2 separate regions of the Homo sapiens genome follow, and region 1 is linked to region 2. A link is a loop called in an ENCODE intact Hi-C map of the cell type or tissue named here. Cell type or tissue: PC-9. All regions are shown on one strand. Links, peaks and the distances in the headings refer to the core of each region. The heading gives the core; the rest is flanking DNA.

Evidence for each region. Hi-C counts contacts between places; a loop is a spot of excess contacts. Peaks named below come from ENCODE experiments on the same cell type or tissue, not always from the same donor. Only the 100,000 strongest peaks of a DNase experiment are listed, where the experiment ranks them.
Region 1: a loop joins it to region 2, with 7 times the contacts of the local background. A loop is called at or near these places in 4 of 110 quality-filtered maps.

The regions. Positions count from the first base shown.
Region 1 is chr6:94,635,183-94,640,577 of GRCh38, forward strand. No RefSeq gene overlaps it. Among named protein-coding and RNA genes, the nearest start is that of TSG1, 930 kb to the left of the region's middle. In PC-9, for the core only: a CTCF peak has its summit at 2,089; no DNase peak of the experiment used is centred there.
Region 2 is chr6:95,278,177-95,283,571 of GRCh38, forward strand. No RefSeq gene overlaps it. Among named protein-coding and RNA genes, the nearest start is that of MANEA-DT, 300 kb to the right of the region's middle. In PC-9, for the core only: a CTCF peak has its summit at 2,696 (motif pointing left); no DNase peak of the experiment used is centred there.

The DNA of each region.
Region 1 (5,395 bases), core at 110-5,109, 640 kb before region 2:
TATTGAAATTACTACAGTATTAATATTTATCATTAAAACAGCACAAAATATTGAATATTATAAGATCAGAATTTCTGCTTGCTGAATTCATTCCCACAGCTCTTCAATATAAAATAAGTTTGGAAAATTCAAACTTTAATATACAGTATATGATTATGTAGCAGTGTTTTAATGATTTATTGGCTACATAAGTTTTTTACACAGATAAGATTGTAAATTAATAAAAGAAATCCAGGTTATTAGTAAGAGAACAAAAGAATGTGGAATAAATATGGAGCATAGCAATGAGGAGGTGTGGACACATCCATGGGTTCACTACTTTCCTCCTTGAAAATACAATTATAAGTGAATCTAGAATACTAAAAATTCAGCAGTCTCCTTGGTCCATGGCTAATTCTACACTTAAATTGAGAGATGAAATAACCATATTACAAATACTAACGATCATCATCTATTTTCATTGGCCTTACATTCTCCTCCATTTAATATGGAAAATTGCTTTGTCTACAAAATGTTCATTTTTTTCTATTTTTAAAATGTGGCCTCTGTATTTTAATCTATAATTTCCTAAAGTATTGAATTACGTGGTTTGACTTTACACTATGCGAAGATTAAGCATTTCCTTTTGTTCCTTTTAAATTAACCTTCCATTAGTTTTGAGTGATCCCTCCTTCTTGTATTATGAAATAGCACATAAAAAGGATCTTATCAATTTTTACTATACCCATCACAATCTTAAATAACTCAATTATATTTACTCTATCTCTTCACATTTCCAGGCTAAATAATCTTAGCTTCCCTGACTTCCTTTTGTGTATGAGTAAGTTTCATTCTACTTTAACCATCTTATGTGTCCTTTTGTGAACGCTTTCATTCTTATCTTTCCCTGGGGGATATATCTTAAGACAGTATTTCATATTGGAAGATTCCATATATAATTATAACATACCTTAGTGCTATTAATTTGCATTTATATACCATTTCATTTATGCAAAGTGCTTTTCAGTTTATCTTCACAATATTGCTGGGAACTTATTAGCATATGTTTTTGGAAAGAGAAAGTACAAAGAGGTTGAAACTAACCCCAAATCACTAGAGGTACATCTAAATCATCTTTTGAAACAAGAAAAAAAAATGATCTTTTTCATTTAAATAATCTATTTAAAATGCTAATTTGATTGATGGGAACTTACTAAAAGCCCTTGTTAATTTTCTAGTAATAGAAGGAACAAGTGAACAAAATGATAATTTTGAAATAGTTATTCTCAAACTAGTAAGACTACTTTTTTACATGTGAGAATGAGTTAGAAATGTAAAAGTTTATAACATATTTTGAGTTTAAAATAATTTTTATCAAACAATAAAGAATTTCTAGTATTTTAAAAACTCAAAGTTAATTGTACTCAAAATTTTAATTGGGGTGGATTGAATCTAGCAATATCAATTACATAAGTAGATTTCAGCTTTACATCCCAGGAGGTATCTCCTCTCCATGCTTATGTAGATTGGAGGTGGTCATTATGATGATCTGAGTTACACAACCCTGTTTTAGACCCTTGGCTTGATGGAAATTCACTATATTCATTCCTGGGCTTTTGGTTTCATTGGTGTAATACTTACAACTAAGGTCTAATATTTTGTGCTGCTTGGACTGGTGAAATCATGAGCCTCAAATGGCTTAATCACTAGTTTTAAAGTCTTCTCTCTGCTCCTACAAATTAGGTCCTCTAGCCAAACAAACCACCTTACCAAATGGATCAGGTGAAGCTCCTGCTTATCCCTGAGCAGCTTGCAGTTCTCTGCCAGCCCACAAAATGATTCAAACAAGCCCACCACATTCTCCCTCCAGGACAAGAAGACACTCTACCTTCTTGTGGGTCTGCCCCCACAGCCCCTAGCTGTTCCGTCTGTTATAGATTGCAACCCCTGTGTGGAATGCAGTGTCCTTTTCCCCTAGGGAGTGGGTGTGCATGACTCATAAACTTCCGTGGATCTTATCTGTCTAGTGACAGTTGTCATGTGTTTAGCCATTGCTATAATCTTAAGGTGGGAATATCTACTTCACCTAAAGGATGACTAGGAGGCGCTAAAACATCACATAATATCAGTTCTTGGATCACTGGTCACTTTGTTCGCTAATGAGCCACAGCCTTAAAGAGTATTTCATTTGTTAGCATGCTTATATCCCATACTAATAAATTTAAAAATTGTGAAGATGTGGGTTTACAAATAGGCATGAAGATTTTCTAAGAAGTTTTTTTTTTTTTTTTTAATTATACAGGCCCCTGGAGTAGTCTTTGGAAAGTAATTTCTTACGATAAAAGCAATTTCAAAGCATTTACTGTTTTTACTAGGGTGTCCAAATTTCTGCATTTGTAAGAACCTTAGTGAAATGCAGCTAATATCAGTTTGGTATGCAGAAAAACCACAAGTAGAAAGAAAAGAATATCTCAGGATTAGAAACAGGGAAGAACCATAAATAAGTAATTAATTTACTGAGAAGATATCATGTAACAAAAAAAAAAAAAACAAATACTAGGCCACTATCTCATTTAATTTTTATAATAATTCTAAGGAGAGTCATTATTTCTTTGTTTAAAATATGAGAAGTCTGATTCTGAGAGATATTATATATATTTTTCAAAATGTATACAGCTGGCGAAGAGCAGAACTCTTTTCTGTTGGTTAAAACACATACATTTTTCATTATAATAGAAAACCAAAACAACACAAAAATTAAAGAAAGAGAAAGGAAGGAAGGGAGAGAGGAAGCAAGGAAGGGAAAGGAAGAAAAGTGAAAGGAAAGGAAAGACACAGATTAGGGAAAAACAGTTTTGTTACCTTTTCTTAAATTTTTAAGTGGGAGCAGTTAAAATTATGGTAATAGGATGGTTCTGGTATTCTCTTAAAAATGAATCCTCAGCTTTTTCAATAAATTACTGTGGAGACTAGTATGCTAAGTAAAATTGCTTCACCATAAGTACCAGCATTCATGATAAAGGTAAACATCTTATTTATAGTCAGATATTTGTTTTTATTTAGATGCGTTATTTAATAATTTTTTTACACTGAATATTTTACTGATGATATAAGATCTATAATCTTGTATGGTATACCCTAGAAAACGTTAGAAACATAATCTGTGTAAAATTACGTATATAGAAAATGCATTTCTAATTCTAAACTTATAATTTTATTATAACAAAGGGAGACAGTATTGCTTTATTAAAAAAAGTAAAAATAAAAGTTTCAAAATGCAATGCAGTTGGAATAAATGTTTACCACTTTTTATTTTTTAAAAAAGGAAAGTACAGTGCCTTTTTCAAATACCTTTACAATTTTTGAACACTTCTCAGTCAATAATCTTGTGTATTAAAACATTCATTGGAGGTGATGTGACACATCATTGGTCTTGAGTCATATTTACTATATCATATAATTATTAGCAAATAAATACAATGTGACAAACAAGATTGATAAAAAGTTCTCTCTACCAACTTGCAAAATGTTTTGCCCAGGTTTCTTGCCTTTGAGAGAAATCATAACTTTGGTTTGAGGAATAGAAAAGTAAATATGAAGGACTTCTGCTGTCACTGTCTTAAAAGTATCAAATTTAGAAAAGCTTCTATTTTTCTTCAATGTTTGTATGACTATTAAGGAAAGTGCTTTTTTGAGATATGTATCTACATACTAGATACACTTTATAGAGTAGTAATGGGTCTTTCTTTGAATATTCCTCCAGTCCAGTATTTCAAACTTCCCCTATTACAACAATGCGCCTGGGGAACTTGTTACAAATAGAGGCACTTGCCCTCACATTCACCTTCAATAGGCCCAGAGTAGGGCTCAGGATATTTGTACTCCCCAGGAATTTACTTTGTACTTGTTGTGAATAATTAGCAATCACTATTTATGTATTAAAATTTAAAATGCTAAAAATCTAGAAAGCTACCTCAAGTCTTATAATAGTAAATTTCTATTTTAGTAATTATTTTATTTATTTTTAATTTTGGATAATTTTATCATTGCTCAAAAATGTCAATAATTTCCAATAGCCTGGTTATTCACAAAAGATTATCATTTTTAAAAGTCAAAATCTTTATAGTTTGGGAGGATCACCTCATTTGTACTTCAATATTATATTGCCTCGTGTAGCTGAGTTAATGGTAAGCAATTTAATTTTTTATTCTACATTTTCTGAATCTGTGACATTTTCCTAAATTCTTTGCAATTTTTGCCTTATCTGAATATTGCTTTTCTTTGTCTAATTAAGCAGTTTTTTTATTTTTAGATTTTTTTTTCTGTGAACATCTATTAAATCACAGACATAATGGTTTTGTTGTATGGACCACTATGTGAAACTTATACGGAAAGCAGGTCAGGGAAGTGCTGGGAGGAAAAGGGTGGGTCCCTGGTAAGGGTTCCATCCCTGGGCCTGGGCCCATGGACCTAGGTGAGGACAGGCACTCCTGTGCAACATCTGCCTTAGCACCCAGATGTTGCATTTCCAAAGACCACCCTGGCCTACCATGTCCCCATCCTGTGCCTATAAAAACCCCAAGACCCTGACAGGCGGACACACAAGCGGCTGGACATCAAGAGCACGTCAAGGGGAGCAGGCCAGCAGAAGAACACACAACAGACTCAGGCAGGCCATTGACCTGTGGAAGGAGGTGGAATTCGGCCGGAGCAGTCAGAGGAGAGCCCAGGGACTGCAGGGGAAAACCATCTTCCTTCTGGCTCCCCCATTTGCTGAGAGCTACTTCCACTCAATAAAACCTTGCACTCATTCTCCAAGCCCACATGCGATCTGATTCTTCTGGTACCTAATACAGAAAGCCCTCTGTCCTTTCTCTAAGGCAGGGGTCTAATTGAGCTGACTAACCACAAGCCACCTATGGATGGCTAAACTTTTGAGCCCCCTGTAACACATGCCCACTGGGGCTTCAGTTGTAAACATTCACCCCTAGACACTGCCATGGGGTCGGAGCCCCACAGCCTGCCAGTCTGTGTGCTCCCCTAGAGGTTTGAGCAGCGGGGCACTGAAGAAGTGAGCTACACCCCCGTCGCACGCCCTGCGAGAGAGACAAGGGATCCTTTCCAGTTTCAAAACCATAAATACATAACTAGAAAAATTAACATAGTCTGAAAAAGACTCGATGATCTTAACATGTCATTAGTTGCATGCATACCACACTTTGAGAAGTGCTCTGAGAAAATACTAGAAAAGGTATTGATCACAATACAAATGTTTTTGATAAACTGGTGGCAGCACAACTGACACCTTGATGGGGCTTAATGATGGAGCTGAGGCAGTACATTCTAAAAAATGAAGTCTTCCAATAAAGCAGTCTTATGGTAGTATGTAAAAGAAAATACAAGACACATAATAGAA
Region 2 (5,395 bases), core at 295-5,294:
GTTTTTGTTTTATGCCTCATCCCGCTCTATTTCTGTGAAGACATCACCTCATCTTGTTAATAACTGGACTATTTGAAGACTTTTTTCAGGCCATAGTCTTTCACCAGCCATTTTCACCTAGAGATCTCTGATTTGGCTGGGAAAAGAGTGTCTATCCAACCAGCCAACCATGGCATCTCTTACTTAGGCATTTCCATAAAGCTCCCTAAATTTGATTAATTATTCCTCCAGAAGATAAGATTAGAAAAAAATATTGAAAGTTGTACATTTGCCTAAGACAACTTTTGTCTTATTTCCTGCAATAGTCTCAGGGGATGCAAATGGGATTACAGGCTGAGGAATGATCATTGTGTATGGCCTCACTTCTCCAGCAGTTACCATATAGAGGATGCACTCAGGTTATGACAACAGCTACTAGCCAATTAACAGTGAGATTCTGCCATGTAGGAGAGAGACAACAGAGAGGATTTTCTAAACTCTTAAGCCCTTTGCTGCACCACACAAAACTCAAGCATATGTAATTTATGGAGTGAGAAGTAAAAGTTATAAGCTTTTGAGCAGAAGCCATGGCACCTAGAAATGATATCTGACTTCCTGGAATAGTTCCTTAATTTAAAATTATGCATAGTTTTTATTGTCATGGCTATGTATCACAAAGTCATATCCACACTCTGGATGACAAGATTACACAATAGGGTGGATACTAGGAGGCAAACTCGTTGGGAGCACCTTTGCACTGTCCACCACAATGTTTGACTTTCAAAACGTAATTCACCTAAAAATATGTAATTGGTTAGAGTTGAAGTTAAGTGTAGAAGCTAGAGCAATAGTATCACTTGTGCAAGTTAACCATATAAGAATAATAAAAGCAATACCAATGGTTCAGTTCAACAAGAAGTATCAGAAAAAGACAGAAGAAAAGATCTCAAGAGATGTTTACAACTAAGGAGGAGAAAGTGGAATTAGTAACAACGACATGGGGAAGAGTGTCCAGAGGGTTTACAAGGAATCTTGGCAGAAGGCAAAGAAGCTTGGATGTAGATAGGCATAAATCCAGAACTCCTCTCTTTTCACCAAGTAAGTAGCTATGTGATTTTGAGCAAGTTATTTATCAGTTCTGAGCCATAATTCTTTTACAAAAATGGTTTAGCTCTATTTGGCTGGCACAAACCTGAGGAAGATTAAATGCCATAAGACATAAAAAATACCTAGCACAGTTAATATGCAAAAACTTCTTGCTATTAGGAAATGAACCAAGATATAGTATTATGAAGGCTATAACCCTTAAATATAAAGTAAGCTTCAAATGTGGTACTAGATTAAGGAGGTATATTTTTCATAACTCTATATCGAGCATCTCCTCATATCTTAAATTGAAAGGCTTAAAACAGAATCAGGTAACTTTAGGCTACCCAAATTCCTAGGCCCACAACATTCTTGCACTAAAAATAAATAAATAAAAAGCAGGTCATAAACAGTTCCTGTGTTTTGAGCTAAATTTATAGCTGAACTAAGTATGTAGCAGATGCTCAGAGCATTCTTGTTTTACTATCACAAATGGCAAGGAAAAAATCCTGCTAGGATAAATTCAAGTACAGCAGTCCAGTTGGTGGATATTTCAAGTCAAGGCCCGCTTGCAGAAGCACAGCTGCACAGCTGCACAGCTGTCTTCCTGACATCATTCCAGAATCTCAAAGTAGCCAAAGAGTAGTCATACCTGCAGTTAAAATCAACTAGGTTGAGTGTGCAAACTCCTGAGGGAGGCTTCAATTACATTAATAGAGCTGAGCTTCAGTATTATTTGTGACCAAATTTTTAAACTAAATTATAAGAGTACTGTAATTTATAATTTATACACAATATAGTTTATTTTTAACCATGCTTTATTAGAGAATCTTTATGACACAAAATTAGAAAAACAACTAAAACTAAAAACTTGTCCATAACCCAGAAATCTGAAGACAATCTATTTAAATAATCTGGTTTATAGCCTTCAAATCACATTGATGTATACATATATATATAATGTTTGTACGTATGTATAAACACATATGCATGTTTAAAATATAAATTTTAAATATGGATCATACTTTATATACTGCTTAATAAACTACTTTTTCTGTATTTAATATCTCTTAGAAATAGCATAAGCCATTAAATATTCTTGAAAATGTAACTTAAATTACTATATAATAATTTGTTTAATTCAACCAATTTTTTATCATTGGCCATTTAGGTATCATGTTTTTAAATTACATTAAAGTAGCACTGCACAGAACATATGTATGTTCATTTATACACACACAGAGTTGTGGTCACCATCGATAGTTTAATTTACGATAAATTCCTAGATAAAAATTTTCACATCAAAATGTGTATGTGTGTATATACATACACATACAATATACACAGTTTTCCTTTATAAATATAGTTTTATGATAATTAGTTCAAGTACAAATATATTTCTACTCACATTCTAGTGCTTAATTCTTAATTTGTTTCAGGAGATGTGTTTTAGTGGTTGTTTGTGGAAATTTGTATTGTTTAGAATCTTATTTTTATTATTTTTTATTTATTGTAGTTATTGGACCTTATTTTCATAAACCCTTGTGCAAATCTTTCCTGTGTTTTATCTCTCATCCTTTTTACTGAAAGACCTGGGATGCCATTCTATGCTACTTAATGGAGAGCTCCATCCGGTGGTCACTTGTTAAGCAACTCAATGCTTCACAACCAGACCCAGGGCAGCTCTCACATCAAATTAGTTTTGAAAGCCTATGGATTATTCCCTGCAAAGCTCGCTGGCCACATCTGCTACCTCATATCAAGACCCAGTAGCTCCACACTAATTCCCGTCCTTGTCATACCTCCTCTAAACCATGGTAATAATTTCCTAACTCTAACTCTTCAACACAGCCTCATACAAAAAATTGCAAAGGTGAACACCTCAGTATCTCTCAATGCACGGCCCTCCATGATCCTTCCTCTCTGATACACCTGAGATCTGATTTCTGATCTCCAAAAGTTCTCCTGAGAAACTCCTTCAGCCCAGAATGTACTCCTTCTCTTCTCTCCTTTCCCTTCCCCAATTCCCCCTTTCAGAAATCCACCTGTACTTAAAGCCCCAGATCAAAGCTTCTTTCACTTCTCCTCATGCTAAAAGGGCCCTCTCCTCTCTCAATTCCTATTGCGTTTCTTTTTGTCAGTTCTGCAGTTTTCTTGGTTTTTCTGTCTCCCCGTTTCATCATTTACAAAATGGGTATAATGCCTTCTACGTACCTCATAGAATTATCGTGAAGATTAGATTACATGGTCTGTGTTTAGAAGCACTGAGAAGCATTTCTGAACATTGTAAGTGCTCAATACATTTATTTTTGATATTATGAAGTGGGTGATAAGTATAATGATATTGAATCAACTCAGTGTTAATTACATTTTCTGCTAGCCTATATTATTTATCCCCGAATAGAGGATAATTTTCTGCAGAGCGGGGATTTGTCAATCTATTATGCATAGACTAGATGCCTGATTACTACTTATTGATTGATGCATTTCTTTCAGCAAAAGTGGACTGAGTATTGGTACTGGTGCCATGACTCCCTTTGTAAAACCTTCAGCATTTCAGTAATGTTATACAACTTAGAAGAAAAATATTAACAATCTGTCTTAATGAATCTGGATAATTTTTATTGAAAGAACATTTGTTAGTTTCACCATAAAATAATTTTGATTAACGCGAGTAAAACAGAAAAATGCCTTTTCTCCACAGCAACTCTTCTCAGCTACTCTCCAGGTTCAAGTTCTCCCAATTACTTCTCCCAACAACTTGCCTTGACAAGAGGTTGGGGGAAGGTCATCCAAGGAGTCAGGAAGAATATGTGTAGCATCGTGTCCTTGGCTGTAATCTCTCATATATCTACTCTATGAAGTCCTCTCACATCTTTCAGAGAGCTGGTAACATCTCCTAACTCTGTGCCTTTGAGGCTGAAATACCCTCTATGCTCAAAGATAGAAGATCTAGTACCCACAGCCCCACTGGCATCCCTTGAACGGTCCTCAACAGCATTATTACTGTTACATAGTGAGGAGTAATAAGTCAACCAGACTGAACTTAGCTTCCAACATTCCTTGTCTCTGCATCCTGGCTCAACCACACTGACCTTCGTTCTGTTCCTCCAACATTCCGAGTCCTTTCCTCCTAAGGTTTTTCGCATTAGCTCATCTACTGGGTACATGCATCTCACATGTATTCATGTGATGGTTACTCATCATCCTAGTTTTCTTAGTTTAAATGGACTTAGCAGGGAGTTTTTTGACACCCATTTTAAAATAGCCTTACATTCCTTCTATTATATATTTTAGCTTATACATATTATTTTCTAGTTTCCTTATTTTATTTTCATCCCAAACAAGAAGGGTCTTTGCTTCCTTTATGTACTAATACCAAGATAAAGTGCCTAACCTATAGTAGGCACTCAATACCTTTCTCTTTAATAAAAAGCTTAGCAAAGATGTGATACAATTCTTTTGAGTACATGCATGATTGAAATAAAAGATTAAAAAAGAGAATATAAAAAGCATTTTCTACTCTTAAATAATTAAAACATTGGCCAGATTACACAATTTCCCAAAAAGTGTCTCTTAAATTTTTATCTACATTGTTTCCAATAAAAGAGTGGGACTATTGAAATAATGTTAAAATAGGCTCTGTTTTAAAATAGCTAAAAATTGACTGTGATAAATTCTTATTAAAGAGACACCCTACAATACTCAAAAACTGTTTCTTAAATTTTTACTGATATTCTCTCCAGTTCTTTCCAAGTGTTACATAGAAATTCATGCCAAAGTTTGTAAAAAGTATTTTACATTTCCAATGATCTTTTTTTTTGTTTTATATATGCACCTGTTTTCAACTTCTACATATGTAATTTTTTTCCAAAAAAAAAAACCTCTAGATGAAGAATTGGCATGTACAAAAATCAGATTTTTTCAGAATTTCAATGTATTCAAATGCAATGGTTCTAAACTGTTCCAAAGAATAGATTTTAAAAAATGATAAAAAGCGAAAAGAGGAAAAGAAAAGTGTTATAAAAGTGTTTAATACTGGATCATTATTTTTTCCTAATACAAAAAAGGACAAGCTTTTAATTTCATTTTTATTTTGCTGTTGGCCTCTGTAAATATCTTTGCATCATTTTATTAAAATTTGATCAATAGTTATTTACTAGCTATTATTAGTAATAATTAGTTCCAGATGACATCTAATGGTACATATAGCATCTAAATATACATCTTCACAAATAGCCAAATATCACTGAAACAAAAATATCATCAAAAATACAAGATATTATTTAATTTTGTGTGTTCACATATATGTAGAATTTTAAAATCACAC